2 separate regions of the Mus musculus genome follow, and region 2 is linked to region 1. Evidence: chromatin loops called from intact Hi-C (ENCODE). Cell type or tissue: heart. All regions are shown on one strand. Links, peaks and the distances in the headings refer to the core of each region. The heading gives the core; the rest is flanking DNA.

Region 1 (8,328 bases), core at 166-8,165:
ATGAAAGGAAGTAGGAGGCTAGCCCAGAACAACCAGGGTCCAAGCAGGGAGCTATGGCATGGGCAGGGGTAGGAGCTATGAAGATACTCATGGTTTCTCAAAGAGAAGTAGAGAGGGGACCCGAGTGGGGGTAGGATGTCGAGGCTGAGCTCCGGGACTTACACCCGCCTCTCTGTCTTCAGTTCTGTCAGCACCATTCGGAACCAGCGTTACCACATCCACGCCAACCTGTCCTTCGCTGTCCTGGTAGCCCAGGTCTTGCTGCTGATCAGCTTCAGCATGGAGCCTGGCACGGTGAGTGGGTGCTGACCCTCGGCCGGCAGCTGTCTCTTCTTGAGTCACGGCAGTGGCAGTGGCAGTGGGCATGGCTGGGGAGTAGCAGTGGGCATGTGGGGAGTGGCAGCAACACGGGCTGTAGAACTCTGGCCTGAGAAACTGAGCCTTGCCTCCCCAGGAATAAAATGAGGTCCTGGGAATAAATAAGAGTAAGCAAAGCCTCAGCACGGCCCCCCCATGTACCCCGTGGTCTCACCCTGCACCTTTGCTTGGCTACCAGGTCCCGTGCCAGGTGCTGGCTGTCCTCCTACATTACTTCTTCCTGACCGCCTTTGCTTGGATGCTGGTGGAGGGACTACATCTCTACAGCATGGTGATAAAGGTCTTCGGCTCAGAGGACAGCAAGCACCTCTACTACTATGGGATAGGCTGGGGTATGTAGTAGGGGAGGGGCAGAGGGCAAGGATAGGCTGGGGTGTGTGGCAGGGGTGGGGCAGATGGCAGGGGTGGGACCTATTAATATAGGTTGGGAGGGATGAGGTGGGCCGGGTAGGGATGGGGCAGATGGAATGGAATGGGTTCTGGTGGCAGAGAGGCAGAGCAGGTGACTGTGGGGCAGGGTTTGGTAGAGACGGGATGGGTTTAGATGGAGATGGGGTGGGTTTAGCTAGAGATGGGTTGGGTTTAGGTGGAGATGGTATGGGATGGGGGGGGGATCAGGTGTGGAGGGACATTGCTGGAGATGGGATTGGTCAGCGTGACTCATGGTGTATCAATATACCATTGTCTTGGAAAGAGTCTGTGTTTTGCTGTTGGACAGCGTGTTCAAACCCTGTCAGGCTTAGCTAGTTCAAGGTGACATTCGAGTTCTCCATTCTGACCTAGGTCTTTCCTCTGTTTGCTCTGCTCATTTTTTTTTTGAAGTGAGATGTTGACGTCACTTGGCCCGTTCCTGTTTCTGCTCCCTCTCTGCCTTCCTTTGACTTAAGTGGGTATTTTCCTGTGTGGCGCTTTAATACTCTTAATGAGCTCACCTTGTATTTCCTGGGTCGTTTTCTTTAGCGGTTACCCCCGCACATACTGTATGCATTTCAGCATATTAAAATCTATTTTATGTTCTCACTAAATTACAGTGAGACGGGGAAGCGTTGCTGTTAAGTGTTTCTATTACTTTATCCCCTTTTTTCTGTGGTTATTGCTACACATATCACAACTGCATGGGGGGCCAAGGGTTATGGTATCTCTTTATCAACCTCCCCTCTCTAACAGAAGCCAAGAGAGGAGACCGAGGGTGTGTCTCTGCAGGGTGTGTCTTGTTATCCATCGGACGTACCATGTCTGGTCTTCTGGTCCTCTGCAGATGTCCCTGCAGTCTGAATTGCCATCTGGTCTTGTCACCACGCTCCCACACTGCGTTTCCCTCTCTCCCTCCCGTGTACCTTGGAAGCTTATTACATTTCTATTTGTTATGGACCTAATAATGCAGCTCTATAAATGTCATTTGATATTATTGCTTTTTAACTCAATTGAGAGAAAAGAAAAGAGGAGGGCACCCAACTCCACCGTTGCTTATAATTTCATAAGCTATTGGTGTCATTGTGTGTAGGTCTGTGTTTCTATGTGTGTCCACGAATCTGGGTGCGCGCACGTGGGTGTGTCTCTGTGTTCGCGAGTCTGTCTTTCTGTATGTGTGTGTACATGTGTCTTTGTGCCTGCACTGATGTGCCTGTCATTGCTGTGCGTGCCCCTAGCTCTCTTCCCTGAGCTGAGCATTCTCTTTTCTTTCTGTATCTGGCGAAGCAGCTCTGTCGGCTGTTTATCTCACAACGTCCATCTTGCCTTCATTTTACAAGGTGGCTGTGCTGGACTCGGTTGCTTTTCCTAGGGACACCTTGTGTTCCCTCATTGCCTCTGTCTCCACGGTTGGCCCTGAAGTTCTGCTCTTCATTCTCTCAGGTCCTGGAGCCGGAGGGCTGCTTTTCTCCCATCTCACCCAGCGTTTCCTCTCCCTTTCAGCCTTTGCACTCAGTCATGACCAGGCTGCCTCCCTTCCCAGCTTCCTGGCATTCCTCCTGGTCCTTATCAACTGTTGAAGCAGCCGTGGTGTCTTCAGACACCTGCTTTGCTCTGCTCTCCTCTCTGGCAGCCTGCAGTGCCCACCAGAAGTGCCATGGTGTCTGAGTTTCTCTGGGAACCCTGTTGGCTCCTGTTTCCTCTGATCTCCATGTAGCATAGTCTGCATGGTCCTGACTCTTCCTCCGGCTGCCTGGCCCCTGCCAGCTCCTCTAGTGAAGTTTTCATTTCAATGATTATACTTCTTGGTTCCAGAGTGCTCATTTGACCCACGTTTCTTCTTTGAGAGAGAGAGAGAGAGAGAGAGAGAGAGAGAGAGAGAGAGAGAGAGAGAGAGAAACGCATCTGCTACCTGATGCGTTCTGCTGATAGTTACTTCTATCAGTGTCTTTAATGGCACTGGTCCCTCCCAGGCAGTCTCTCAGATATGTTGTCACTCTGTGATCTTGTGTGACTTAGGACCTTTTGGATCATATAGTTCGGGGCTCTGAGCCTCCTCCTGTGGCTACCTGTTCACTGGTCCACTACTCTGTTACTTGGACTGCTTGAAGCTGGCCCTGGGCTGGCATTTCCTATCAGAGTGGAGGAACAGGGTGAAGTTCGAACCCAGCTGGTGTCACGCTGTTCTTCAGAGGGCTCTGGGAAGGGACAGTGGCCCCTGAGAGTCAGTTACAGTAGGGCACAGAGGGCTGTCGCACTTGTATTGATAAACACACTGTGTGGTCTGGGATTAGAGGGGAGGGCAGCACAGGTGTGTGTCAACAGCCTCTTTAGAATGGGGCTTTCTAATGAAGAGATGAGGGCTAGAGATTTTAGCTCTGCCCCAAGGAATACCCTGCAGGCCTGGGCTGGGGAGCTTGGGGGGTGGGGGGGAAGCAGAGCCATACTCATGTCACCAGGCAGGAAGTAGGGAAGCCACTCAAGTGCCCCAGGCCTCCCTATTCTTACACTGATTTCCTGGATGGTCTTGAATTTATTTATCTCTATCAGCTGCTCCGACTTAGAAAAGTTTACAGGGGCTCTGAAAGTTTCAAAGGTTGGACCCTTACTATCCACCATGCAGAGTCTCCCTGGGCCATGGCTGATGCAATGTCCTGCCTGGTCTTGGCTTGTCAGCTATGTTGACTCTTGCTCATCCGAGGGAGTCCCAGCCAGCACAGCAGAGCCCACTTCCTACAAGTGTCCTGCTGTGGATGGGCGCAGCAGTTGTAAAAAAAAAACGTGGGCTAAGCATCAAAGACCTGCTGCTTTTTTTTCTGCCTTCCTTCAAATAGGTTTAATTTTCTCAGCCCTCATTATGCAAACAGCAGATTAACTGTGTTTACCGTGTGCGCTCTGAGTTGGCAAATGCCATTTATTTGAGGCTGAAGTGGAGGCGTCGACACTTGACACTTTCCCAGGGATTCCCTGGAGAGACAGAGCAGGGGATGTGGGTGGGCAGCTACCTCCAACAGCTGCAGGCCATGCAGTTGGTACCCATGGTTCCTGTTGTCTCCCCGCTCAGCCTGGGCACTCACACTGCTGCTTTTGCGCATGTGTGATAGACAAGGCTAGAGTCCACCGCTCTCCAGCCCCTCAGTAGGCTGATCCAAGGGTGACCTGCTTCTTCAGTCTGACCCAGGTAGGAGGTGACTCCTTCCTGTGACTACTGACTTCTGTTAGGAAAGATCTAGACATTGACAAGGGTGGCTACCGGCATCTTCCTGGTTTCTTCATGGATGGGAAACTAGTCATGCTGATGGAGAAGGGCAGGTGATCAGGGCTGAGTGTGGAATGTGATGGGTGTGTGCGGTGGACGAGTGAGTGTGCAAGTGTGTGTGTATGTTTGTGTGAGTGGGCATGTGAGTGTGTGTGTGTGTGTGTGTGTAAATGGGTGTGGGGTGGGCGTGTGAGTGAATGTGTGAATGTGTGTGAAGGGTGTGTGAGTGAGCGTGCTAGTCTGCTGTCTCCAACCTAGAGGAGTATTTTACTTGATCGGTCCAATGTTGAAGAAAAATGAGCTATTTACCAATATTAAAGCATGAAGTTTACAATGGCAAACTCCTTTTGAAACAAACAAACAAACAAACCGAGGAGGCAGGGCATCCTGCCTCCCAATGTGGTAGGCCGAGTTTTTCTGTTGTCCACACATGTGGTCCCCACAGAACTCAGTCCGCAGCCCTGATACAAGCTCTCTACAAATAGAAAGCCAGGCAGCTCTGACCCCCGCAGCCCCCATCCATCTTCCCATCATCCTACCCTTAATTAATTTCGTCAGGAGCCCGTGAACTGTGTCCTTCATCTTCTCCGGGCAGGGTTGGCTTCTGGCCTAAGTACCGTCCGCCTGCAGGCAGCAGGTTTTTAACGCCCCAGCCCCCTAATGAAGAAGGAGCTGGAGCTGACACGGGAGACCCCGCTGCAGCCAGAGACCACAGGACCATAGCCTCTTCCCCTCGGGTCTCTCCCTGCCAGTGCTTCAGCCTGCACGGAATTGAAGCTTTTAGAAATGTAATGCTGTTTTCAAGCTGAGGTGGGGAGGCAGCACGGAGTCAGTTAAAGGTTTGGTGGCAGCCGTGACCTGAACTCAGGGGTTTGTGAAATCAAGGGGAACAGGTTGTATCCCTGGGGAGATGAGGGATTTTGAGGTGCCTGCATTTTGATGCAGCCAACTGGAATTTGATTACCAACTCAGTGTGGAGAGAAGGCATGAGGTTTATTGCTCTCTATTGAACCCGATGTCTTCTGTGACGTCCCTGTCATCTAGGGTGACACAGGAGACCCCAATGAAGTAAATCTGTCCCAGGCCTGCCTTCCTTTTCGTTTTTATTTAGGAAGCCAGCTCAGTCTCTGGGGGGGGGTAGTGGGGTTTAGTTAGGGTTAGCCAGGCAGAGCTTCCTACCTTTGGTCGGGTTTGAATGTTGTCCTGGTTATGGTTACTATTGCTGCAATGCAACACCAGGACCACAGGGCAGCTTGGGGAGGAAAGGGTTTATTCCACTCGCCAGTCCATAGAACAGTTCATCATCAAAAGTGGTGAGGGCAGGAACCCAAGCAGGGCAGGAACCTGGAGGTGAGAGCTGATACAGAGGCCATGGAGGGGTGCTGCTGCTGCTGCTGCTGCTGCTGCTGCTGCTGCTGCTGCTGCTTACTGGCTTGCTTTCCTGCCTTGCTCAGCCTGCTTTCTTGTAGAGCCCAGGCCAAGCAGGGATCACACCACCCACAATGAGCTGGGCCCTCCCCCATCAATCACCAATTAAGAAAATGTTCTACAGCTGGATCTTATGGAGGCATTTCTCTCAATGGAGGTTCCTTCCTGTCTGCTGTCCAGTTGTGTCAAGTTGACCTAAAACCAGCCAGTACAAATGTCAAGCACTGATGTCATGGTTGTAAGACCTGTCTAACCGTGGAACAGGGTCAGGAAGAGGTTAAGAGCAAGGTGCCCAGAGCCCGGAGTGGAGAGGTCTCCACTTGGAGCCAATGCATGGGAATCCAGTCCTGAACCCATAAGAAGCACACACTACTACCTCCTGCCACTTAGAACCAAGTCCCAAGTGTCTCATGGTACACACTTTTCATAGGTGCAACAACAGCAAACTCGGGGAAGGTGGCGTCAGTGGTTTCCATGGGAACTCCCCAACTCCTCTCTTGTTTCTGGCCAGCACTCCCCGGCAGTAATTCCCCCCAAAATGTCTGCCACCCTCCATCAGGGTCTCGGGGGGCCAAAGCTATCTATAGGACAGCAATTGGCTGGGGCCTCTGAAAGGTTACCATGTCCCGAGAGGTCATTCTCTCGTGACCAGAGAGAATATGTCTGTGGTGATGGGCTCAGAAAGACTCCAGAAAAGTGACACCGTCTGCTGGGGTTTGGGGAAGACAGCTTCATAGGAGACATTGGTGGAAACAGGTAGGGAATCTGAGCATCCAGAATGCTGGTTACGACCAGCATCATACACAGTGTCACACACAGGGCTTTGCTGTTCACACGCATCTCATGTGGCCCTTGCAATAGCCCCGTTCGAGCATTCTATAGACTCCATTCCATGGAGTCAGCTGAATCTCTGGTGTATCCTTAGGAAGGGAGCTGGGTGCCATTTGACTCTCTGGCCCCTGGCTCCTTCCCTTTGTCTGCTTCCACTCTCCTTGTTTTTCTGCTTGTGATTTTTCTCTTCTTAATCTCTGACGGGCAGGAATTTAGAGACACAAAATTAGATTCCCAAAACAGAGCACATGAATATGAATGTATATATGGAGACAGATAGAAGTGGATAAAGAAACCCCTTTGAGCTTTTCACCACTCTGCTGTGTATTGTCTTCCTATCCATCTATCCATCCTCTTGCTGTCCTTCTGGCTGCTCCTCAGTCATGATGTGATACCATAAAGTCACAACCTGGGACCAGCCCCTCACTTCCACTGTCCAAAGTATTGGAGGCAATATTGCCCATCTTGGGTGGACCGTGAGAGCTTGATATGTGCCTTCCAAACTCTGTGCCACCATACACCTCAGTGTCTTCGAGATGTGTGAGGCTCTGACTGCCTCTGGGAGGGACCAGAGAGTCATCGCTAGTGTTCCCATGAAGAATCACCATGGAGAAGTAGCTGTCCTAGACCAGGGGCACTTGCAGGGGGGCCTGAGAGTGACCCAGATCCACAGCAAGGGCTGAGTCCTGTGCTGATTATCTGCTTTAGAGACTCCCTGATGTCCTGTGTATCTTGCTTTAAACTGGACTCAAGGATGGGGGGGGCATCTTTAAAAGATGCAGCTAGCCAGGTGTGGTGGCACATGCCTTTGATACAAGCACTCAGGAGGCAGAGACAGGTGGATCTCTGTGCGTTTGAGGTCAGCCTGATCACAAAGTGAGTCCAGGGTAGCCAGGGCTCAAAAACTCTGTCTACACACACACACACACACACACACACACAAAACAAAAAACAAAAGGAGGAGAAAGAGGAGGAGAAAGAGGGGGAAAAGGAGGAGGAGGAGGGGGAGGGGGAGAAGGGGGAGGAAGAGGAGGAGGGGGAGGGGGAGGAGGAGGAGGAGGAGGAGGAGGAGGAGGAGGAGGAGGAGACACTAGACCCCAAACCACTCTTTTGGTATAGAGAATGGAAGCATGAAGCCAGCCATCTATAGGGGGCGCTAGAGAGCCGTGGGGGGTGGAGACACTAGGCTGCTCTCCCACAAGCTGGTTGAAGCTGAAGGCTGAAATAGTTTTCCCTAGAGCAGTGGTTCTCAACCTTCCTAATGCTGCAAACCTTTAATCAGTTCCTAGTGTTGTGGTAACCCTCAACCATAAAGTTATTTTGTTTCTGCTTCATAACTGTAAGTTTGTTACTGTTAGGAATCCTAATGCAAAGATGTGCCATGCAGGATATCTGCCATGGGACCTCTGTGAAAGAGTCCTTTGACATCCGCCCCCTCCCCCACCGAAGGGGTCATGGCCCACAGGTTGAGAACCACTGTTCTACAGTCCTTTCTTTTGAATGTCATCAGTGGAGGGATCTTGCAGTGGGGTATGGAGTCAGTTCTTTTGGCTCTTTGCCCCCTATCGGGGGAGGCAAAGGGCACCAGGTCCTGTAGAAGATGCTGAGTGTCTGAAAGCGTTTGCAGAATTTGGAAATGATCAGCTTGAAAATTCAGGTGTGTTTTCCAGAGTGAAACACCACGCCACAGCTGAGCTAAAGATCGAAGAGCTGCTTCCTCCGTGTGGAGACTCACATCTGAATATATAAAAATCCTCTGAACTTTGAAAGTGCAGGGAGCGGTCAGCTCGCTTTGGGCTGCCTGGCTCTTAAGAGCAGTTTGACCCGGAGTCCTTTCTTGGCGGGGAGATGGAATGCTGTGGGAATTGCTGGTCTAAATGTTTTTCTAGTTTGTTCTTAGACCTCACTTCCACTGCCTATCCAGAAGTCTGATGAGGCTTTGCAAAAACAAATTCAGCTCAAACTGGCTTAGGCACAAAGAAAACTTAATGGTCCCTATAGCCCCAAAAGGCCCATGGTGG
Region 2 (8,328 bases), core at 307-8,306, 120 kb after region 1:
CAGGGAACATGGTGTGGGTGGCACACTGCTCCTTGGGAAAGAGACACCAGTTAGAGTGTGAAATGTCAGTGTTGACAAAGCGGAGGGCTTGTGTCCGGTGCAGCCAGTCTCCGTATTCAAAACAAGAATATTAAATGTCAGCTCAAAAGTCTGAGTGAAGACACCTTTCAGCATGCTGGGAGAGGTTCTGTAGAGCGGGTGTGAAGCCTGCTAGTCTAGGCTGGGCCAGCATGCCTTCTGGCTAAGCTGATGTGCTCCCCAGAGCCTGAGCAAGGGATGGTGGGGCTGTGGGAGGACAGGATGCTGTCTTCTGACCAGACCCAGAAGCAGGGGGCGGTGTGTGTGTGTGTGTGTGTGTGTGTGTGTGTGTGTGTAGTGTGTAGGAACAGGTGAGGGAGGGGCACAGACTCAGATGCAGTGGGGGAGGGGAAGAACTCCAATGGAGGAGGACACAGCGTGCATACCACAGGTATCTTCCAGGTCTGGTGCTATCAGCTAGGATGGTTTAGGATTCCAGGGAGCAAGCCTGCCCAGGTTACGGATCCCAGTGTATAATTGCAACTGATCACTGTCTATGCCCTTAAGTTAGGTAAAGAAGCCATATGTCGGCAGCTGGGGAGATGGCTTAGAGGTTATGAGCACTGACTGCTCTTTCAGAGGTCCTGAGTTCAAATCCCAGCAACTGTGTTGGATTCCCAGCACCTACAGGAAGGCCCACAACTATCCGTAAGTCCAGTTCCAGGGGATCAATGACCTTTACTGACTTCTGAAGGCACCAGGCACACATGTGGTACACAGATTCCGTGCAGGCCAAACACCCATACACATTTAACAAACAAATGAATGAATAAACACATGAACTTTAGAACCCCAGACACAAACAAGCATGAACTCCCTTTAACTTTCCTCCCTCCCACTGAGGGTCTGTCTCCAATCCTTCCCCATCTACCTTTCAAGTACCCCTCACAGGAGGGTGGCGTTTAGCTCTGTAGATTATAGGAATAGCTAAGTGTTCATGGGCCAGCACGGTCATTTTCATGGGGATGACTTTGAATCACCGGGGGTGGCAGGCAGTGTGTTGTACTGTATACACAGTGTTGCTTGTTCTCTTCCACAAAACTCCACATCACACCACTCCTTATCCCAACCTCATGAACAGAGCAGAGTCTTTGATGCCATGTGGCCTAGGCGAGCTTAGCAAGCCTGAGATGATCCCAGATACCCGGAGGCCCCGAGTACCACTAAGGTGAGCAGGTACTTAGTGGAGAGATGGGAGAGAAAGAGAAACAGGGTAGCATGGGCACAATGAGAGCTGAAACTGGAGACTCAAGGGTGGTGAGCACAGCCTGATGTTTGCAGCCAGTGTCTTCACCTGAGGCTATGGTGAGGACCTGGCCTGTGCTGCCTCAGAGGATCACATCTAGATCCGTAGCTCTGCATCAGTGGGGTGTGGGTCAGGGTAGCGGGGACTGTCTGTTACCACCAAAGGCCATGCAGAAGTCTCTGGTCTGGGCTGTGGCCTGGGGCCATGTTGATAAGTGAGGGCTAGCCCCATCCCTAGCTAGGCATCGTGGGAAAGCTGGCATATAGAGTGAGCTAGCCCTGACCCGCTCTCTCCTGGACAGTATAGGAGAGCTGGCCCTGGTAGTGTATGGATGCCAGAGAGCTGGCAGGATGACCAACACAGCTACCACCCAGGCCCAGATCCAGGGCTTTGAGCTGGCCCACCTAACATCTACCCCATCTATGAAGTACTGCAGCATGTAAAGGGGCCGGACCTTCGGAACCAAAGCTGCACGCTCTGAGACGAGTCCCAGTGAGGATCCAGTACTGATAGTGTAGCAGAAGCCAGAGGCCTCAGACCAGACCAATCACTCACTGCAATGAACATTTACAAGAAAAGCTGGTGGGCAAAAGGACGTACTGTGCGACACACTGTGACACAATGCAGCTTCCATGGCAAAGGTTTTTGTCAGTTTGTCTTCTTTTGGGGGGAGGTTGCAAGGGTGGAGGGTAGATATGGAGGGAAATGCATGGGACTGGGGGGTGCATGATGTGAAATTCACTAAGAATCAATAAAAAGTTAAACAAACAAAAACCGCCAGCCAAAGCAAGTCGGGCAGTGGTGGTCCATGCCTTTAATCTCAGCACTCAGGAGGCAGAGGCAGGCGGATTTCTGAGTTCAAGGCCAGCCTGGTCTACAGAGTGAGTTCTAAGATAGCCAAGGCTACACAGAGAAACCCTGTCTTGAAAAAACCAAAAAACCAAACCAACAAATAAACAGAAACCCACCAAAGCCAAGGCTTGGAGCTAACCAGGCTATAGTCAGCATGGAGCTGGGACCCCACCAGTTTGTCCAGAGCCCTTCTAGGATAGTGATTCTCAACCTTGCTAATGCTGTGACCCTTTAATACAAACATGAATCCCCTTTTATTTTTTCTCCTGTTGTAGTGACCCCCCCCCCAAAAAAAAAAACCATAACATTATTTTGTTGCTACTTTGTAACTGTATTTTGTTGAATCCTAACAGAAATACTTTAGAGCTAGCAGCCTGCCGAGGGGTCCAGACCCACAGGTAGAGAATCACTGTTCTAGAGTCTCAGGAGTTAGGTCACTGTTGCTGGAGTCGGACAGAGAAGCAAGCTTTCTGGTCCATTACAGCTGTCCTCCGAGGCAGCATCCACAGGGTTTCCTGGAGGAGACCAAGTCGGTCCCTCTCCCACGAGTTGTGAGACACTGGCCTTATCTCTGCTCTCTGGCAGGAAGTTGAACAGCTTCCATCCTATTAATTACTAGGACAAAACCCAGAATCAAAAAACAAAACAAAAACAAACCAACACCAAAAAAGAAAAACCCATCTTGGATTTCAAGCTTTCGTTTTCTCTGAACACAGTTTAACTTCGTTTCCCTCCAGAATTAGAAATCCCATTACCAGCGCTTGCTCTGCTGTAAATGGCTAATTGCTGCCTCTCATTAATTAGCGAGAGGCCTGTGGCTGTGTCTCAGCCTCACAGCAGGAGGGGCAGTCACTCAGAAAATGAGGCTTGGGTGATGAAAATAGGCTGGCTGGCACACTGGGGGAGCCCGTGGGGAGAACATCTCAAGGGGACGAAATCCCAGCTGAGCAGGGACACAGAGACAGCACTCACTCTCTTCCCCTGAGGCCACCAGTGAGGGGCTCTGCACTCTGCTTGCTGGCTTGGTCTTCCCTGGGGACCCCCTAAGCTGGCCCAGGCCTGAAAGCTGGGGTGATACCTTGGGTGCTGGGTGGTGGTAGTCTCACTCATGTGTAGGTGGAGGGCTGGCCTCAGCCTTTGCACATTCAATCCCCTACTTGTCCCACTAACTGCCTATCAGGAGCTCCTGGATATTCTCCCATAGTTCAGATGGGAAAACTGAGGCCTACCAGAGAGGAAGACTGGATCAGCTGCTCCCCAACCGCAGTAGGGAAAGATTTGAACTCAGGCTGCTGGGACAGAACCTGCTGCCTGGCTTGGCTGTGCTCCCTCCTAGCAAATGGCTCCTGTCCTTCCAGATCCCCCCCCCCCCCCCCCCCAGATCTAGGCCCTTGACTGATCCTTACCAGGTTGTCGCTCACAAACAGCCCCTCAACAGAGAGGTCTGAGTCATCACCATGGTCACTCTGTGCGTACTGGGTGTCTTTGTGGAGTGTGAAAGCTACCCAGTTCCCTTCTGGGAACCAGCATTCTGAGGGCAGCATTCCTGCCAGAGGTTGCTGCCAGGGGGAGGGAGGGGGAAGAAGGAGGAGGAAGAGGAGGAGGGTGTTTAGGGCAAGGGCGAACTAGCCCCTACCCGACCCCTACTGGTAAGCAATAAGGTCCACTTCCACCCCAACATCCACCCCCAGTCAATCTGCTCCCAGGCTTTTTAGCAGGAAGATTCTTGGCCAGTGCTGAGCTTTCGCCCCAGCCTCCCTCACAGCAGGACCCCTGCCCCACCTCCTGTCCAGAGAACTGTGACCCTTTCCACTCTGTGGGCGGGGCTAGAACCAGACCTTCAGTGACCTCTGAAGAGCCTCACCGCAGCTGGCCGACCTTTATCCCCAAACCTTGCTGGGTGGAACCCTCAGCTAGTGGGAGGCTGTTCCCCTCACAGAGTGGCCTTGTCTCTCTCTCTCTGAAGGCTTTTCACATCTCTGTCCTCCCCCAGATGGTCCCGCTGTGGGGACGGTGTGTCCTCTGACCCCTGGTTCCCCCTTCTCTGGACAAGCAACAGGGGGCACAAGGGTTGCCAGTCTCTGCTTTCTATAACTGTCGGTTTTGTTTGTGATGTCCTTTCCCATCCAGCCCCTGCTGTAGGCAGGGATGAGTCACCAAAATCAGAGAAGGAATTGGTCAGTGAGGATGCGGAGCCACTCGCCAGCTTGAGGAGGCATCCACAATGCATTCCCTCCTCTTGACCTGTCCACACCCTGCTCAGAGTGACTCTCCCTACTTCCTGTCTGTCTCCCTACTCCACCCCCACACACTGTACATGTGAAATTTAAATAGCCCTGAGATGCAGGCATCTGGCCCACCAGGATGCTGAAATCCAGAGTCCCCAGTGGCTGAGACTTTAATACCAAGCCAACATGCCCTTCCTAGAGGGGGATAAAGCAACAGGGACCTACCCTACCTCTCTCTGCCCCAACTAAGCTCACCATAGCATGTGGGTTGCCTTAGTAACAGATGGATGGAACACATTCTAAACATTTGGAAATATTTTATAAGCCAAGACTTTGAGTTGCAAGTGGCTGAAGCCAGGGGGAGAGGGAGGGGAGAGGGGGAGGGGAGAGGGGGAGGGGAGAGGGAGGGGGAGAGGGAGGGGGAGGGGGAGGGGGAGGGGAGAGGGGGAGGGGAGAGGGAGGGGGAGAGGGACAGGGAGAGAGACTTAATCCCAGTTTTGAGAGAGAACCTTGAGTTGAACCCAGTGGAGTGTGCAGAGAGCTATTGGCATGGAGGAATAGCTTCCAATAGTCTTACCCTTCCTGTCAGGATCTCCTCACTATTCTCCCATAGTTCAGATGGGAAAAACTGAGGCCCAGAGAGAAAGACAGGATCAGTTGCTCCCCAACTGCAGTGGAGAAAGATTTGAACTCAGGCTGCTGGGACAGAACCTGCTGCCTGGCCTGGCTGTGCTGCCTCTTTGGGCTCCTGTCCTTCCAGATCCCCAGATCCTTCCTGCCAAGTTCCTCGGCTGGTAGAACAGTTGCTTCAATGGACCCAATTACTCAGGGTCCTCTTCATGCCTCCTGAGGCAGGATGCTACGGAAACTGATACAGGTAGCGTGACAGGGCCCAGGAGCCATTGAACGTATCTGTCACTTAACAGGGAGGGGATAATATAGCCACAAAGAGGACAGGGACAATCCGATAGAGGGGAAGACACTGGCCACAGGAGGAGCTGTAAGAGTCAGGGATGGATGCGGAGCACCGCCACCTTAGACAGCACAATGACTCAGCACCGTGAAGAGCTGATGCCAGCAACTAGGTGACCTAGATGGAGCCAGAGGGTGCTAGAAACAAATACACACTGGAGCCAGAGCTGACTCAGGAAGAAGCAGAAAACCCAAACAGCTGTAGAAGACCCAGACACAATAATAATAGTAATGGAGTATAAGAAGTACTTGGCAGAACACAGAGCAAGCGTGGCCTCATTTGTGGCCTCATGGGCAAGGTGACTGAAAAGGGGCATGGTTCCCTTGGAAAACCGGTTGGCAGCTCTCTGGTTAGACACAGAATCACCAGAGAATCTAGGAGTGTTGTCGCTAAGTCCAACGAGTGCTCCAATTGACAGCCATTTTCAATTTGAATGTTCATAGTGACACTCATGATAACAACAACAAGATAAAAGCCATGAATCACACAGACATCCAGTGGTCTGTGATAGACGAAGAGTGGCCATCCATACGACAGAATAGCTCACACCTAAAACCGGAGAGAAAGCAACGACCTGGGTGACAGTGTGGATGGACCGGCGGAGTATCGCTCTGAGAGGGAACAGCAAAACGGATACCAAGGGACTGGTGTCATTACTTGAGGTTGACACAGCTGTGGAAGGCACACACTAAATGCCATTAAGCCCTGTGCTTCAAATATTTACTTCTACGTTATATGAAATTCAGCTCAGTAAACAAAGCTCTTCAGATATCACACCACACACACACACACACACACACACTCCCTAAAGGGGCTAGAATATTAACTCATCACTGCTAGTTGAACACATGAAGGAGAGCATCATTTTTTTAAAAAGATTTATTTATTGTATGTATGTGAGCACGCTGTCACTGTTTTCAGACACATCAGAAGAGGGCATCGGATCCCATTACAGATGGTTGTGAGCCACCATGTTGTTGCTGGGAACTGAACTCAAGACCTCTGCAAGAGTAGTCAGTGCTCTTAACCTCTGAGCCATCACTCCAGCCCCATGAGAGCATCATTTATCCTGCTGGGATGTCAGTTTTCATTGTTAACTTGACACAATTTAGAATCACTTAGGAAAGGAGTCTTATTGAAGGACTGTCTACATTGGGTCAGCCTGTAGACATGTCTGTGGGTATATATTCTAGTCAAGTTAATTGATGTGGGAAGACCCAGTCCACTGTGGGCAGTTCCATTCCTTAGGCAAGGGATCCCAGACTGTATAAGGGTGGGTAGATGGAGCTGAGAACAAACAAGTGAGAATGTATGCATTCATTTCTCTCTACCTCTGACTGCAGGTATGATAGGAATAGCTTTTCAAGGTTCCTGCCTTGACTTCCTCATGATGATTGGCTATAAAGTTGTAAGATGAAATAACCTGCAAGATAATGTAACCTGGAATTGTAAACACCTTTGTCCCCTAATTTGCTTTCGGTCAGTTTTTTTAATTAATTAATTTATTTTTATGTATATGAGTGTTCTGTCTGCACGTACACCTGTGTGCCAGAAAAGGGTGTCAGAACTCACTATAAATGAGTTGTGAGCCACCGTGTGAATGCTGGGAATTGAACTCAGAACCCCTGGAAGAGCAGCCAGTGTCCTTAACTGCTGAGCTATCTCTCCAACCCCATAATTGTAGGAGTACACTGTCACTGTCTTCAGACACACCAGAAGAGGGCATCAAATCCCATTAAGATGGTTGTGAGCCACCATGTGGTTGCTGGGATTTGAACTTGAACCTCTGAAAGAGCAGTCAGTGCTGTCTCTCCAGCCCTCAGGTTTTGTTTGTTTGTCTGTTTGTTTGTTTTTTAAATAATAGCAATAGAAATATCATCAAAGCACCTATTCTTCTGTATTTGGATTCTGTTTCCTACAGATCTGCACCCCTGGTGGATGAGGGATAACTATTCCAAACAGGTCTTATGTAAACAATTTTAGGAGGAATGGGGGAAATTAGGGACTTCAACACTTTATTTTTAAAATTAACTGTTACTTTCATAACTGATGCTAAGCCATCAATGAGAGACCAGTGTAGAAACCTATCCCAGAGGGATCTGAGATGAGAGCCTCAAACCAACCAGAATCTACGAACCAAAGCCTCCCTCCACAAGAACCCTTGATCTGGCTAAGCAATCATCTATCTCTACTCGAAGTGTGATAACACACAGAAGCCACATCCTGTCAATCATCCACACAGTTGAATCACGGCTCTTATCACTAAGTGTCCAGTCTGCAGGGTTTGGGAGATGTTAACCACGTTCATCAGCCCTGCCGGAGCCATCAGCTGAACTCAGAACGCCATCCTTGACCAGGACATCTGATTGACTTCCTCACAAGGCTTTGGGAGACAGAAAATTCATTTCAAGGGTGGGAATGACACTGGTTGTGGGGATATTTGGGAGATATTTACTAACACGGCACGACTCGGCTACTAATATTCAAGGGTGTGACTATGGCAGGGTTGGCTCTGTCCTATCTGCCACAGGGAAGGCCTCACCAACCAGGAATCTCGTAAACATTAGCTCCATATTGCTCCAAATTGCTGGAAGCTGAAGTCCAAGTGCAAGGTACCTGCAAACCCGGCATGAGGTAGGGGGAGGCTTCCTGGTTCACAGACCTCCTGGCTGAATCTTTTTGAGTGTGGGAGGGCAAGGTGACTCTCTAGCCCCTTTGAAACAGCATCCCAGTGAGAAGGCTCCACCCTCATGACCTTGACACTTCTCAAGGTCATCTCCCCTTGATAATCACTTTCCAGCCTTGGAGCCTCCACTTTCCCACCAGCTACAGTGCCAAGCTATACGAAAGAGCCACTGGCTTCCTCACAACTGGTGCAGAGGGACCTCCAGGCTCCTTGTCAGGACACATGGAACCTGTCAGCTTGTAGTATGAGATGTACAGTGTGCTTC

Evidence for each region. A loop is a pair of places that touch in the nucleus more often than their neighbours do. Peaks named below come from ENCODE experiments on the same cell type or tissue, not always from the same donor. Only the 100,000 strongest peaks of a DNase experiment are listed, where the experiment ranks them.
Region 2: it touches region 1 in a loop (2.1-fold over the local background); 2 of 42 quality-filtered maps call a loop at or near these places.

The regions. Positions count from the first base shown.
Region 1 is chr5:129,178,987-129,187,314 of GRCm38, forward strand. Adgrd1 (adhesion G protein-coupled receptor D1) reads left to right here. Exons shown (of 25, transcript NM_001347486.1): 17 at 183-294; 18 at 557-710. Among named protein-coding and RNA genes, the nearest start is that of Gm46923, 66 kb to the left of the region's middle. In heart, for the core only: a CTCF peak has its summit at 7,486; no DNase peak of the experiment used is centred there; H3K27me3 peaks cover 2,878 bases.
Region 2 is chr5:129,295,133-129,303,460 of GRCm38, forward strand. No RefSeq gene overlaps it. Among named protein-coding and RNA genes, the nearest start is that of Gm34145, 8.7 kb to the right of the region's middle. In heart, for the core only: no CTCF peak of the experiment used is centred there; a DNase peak (open chromatin) is centred at 4,419.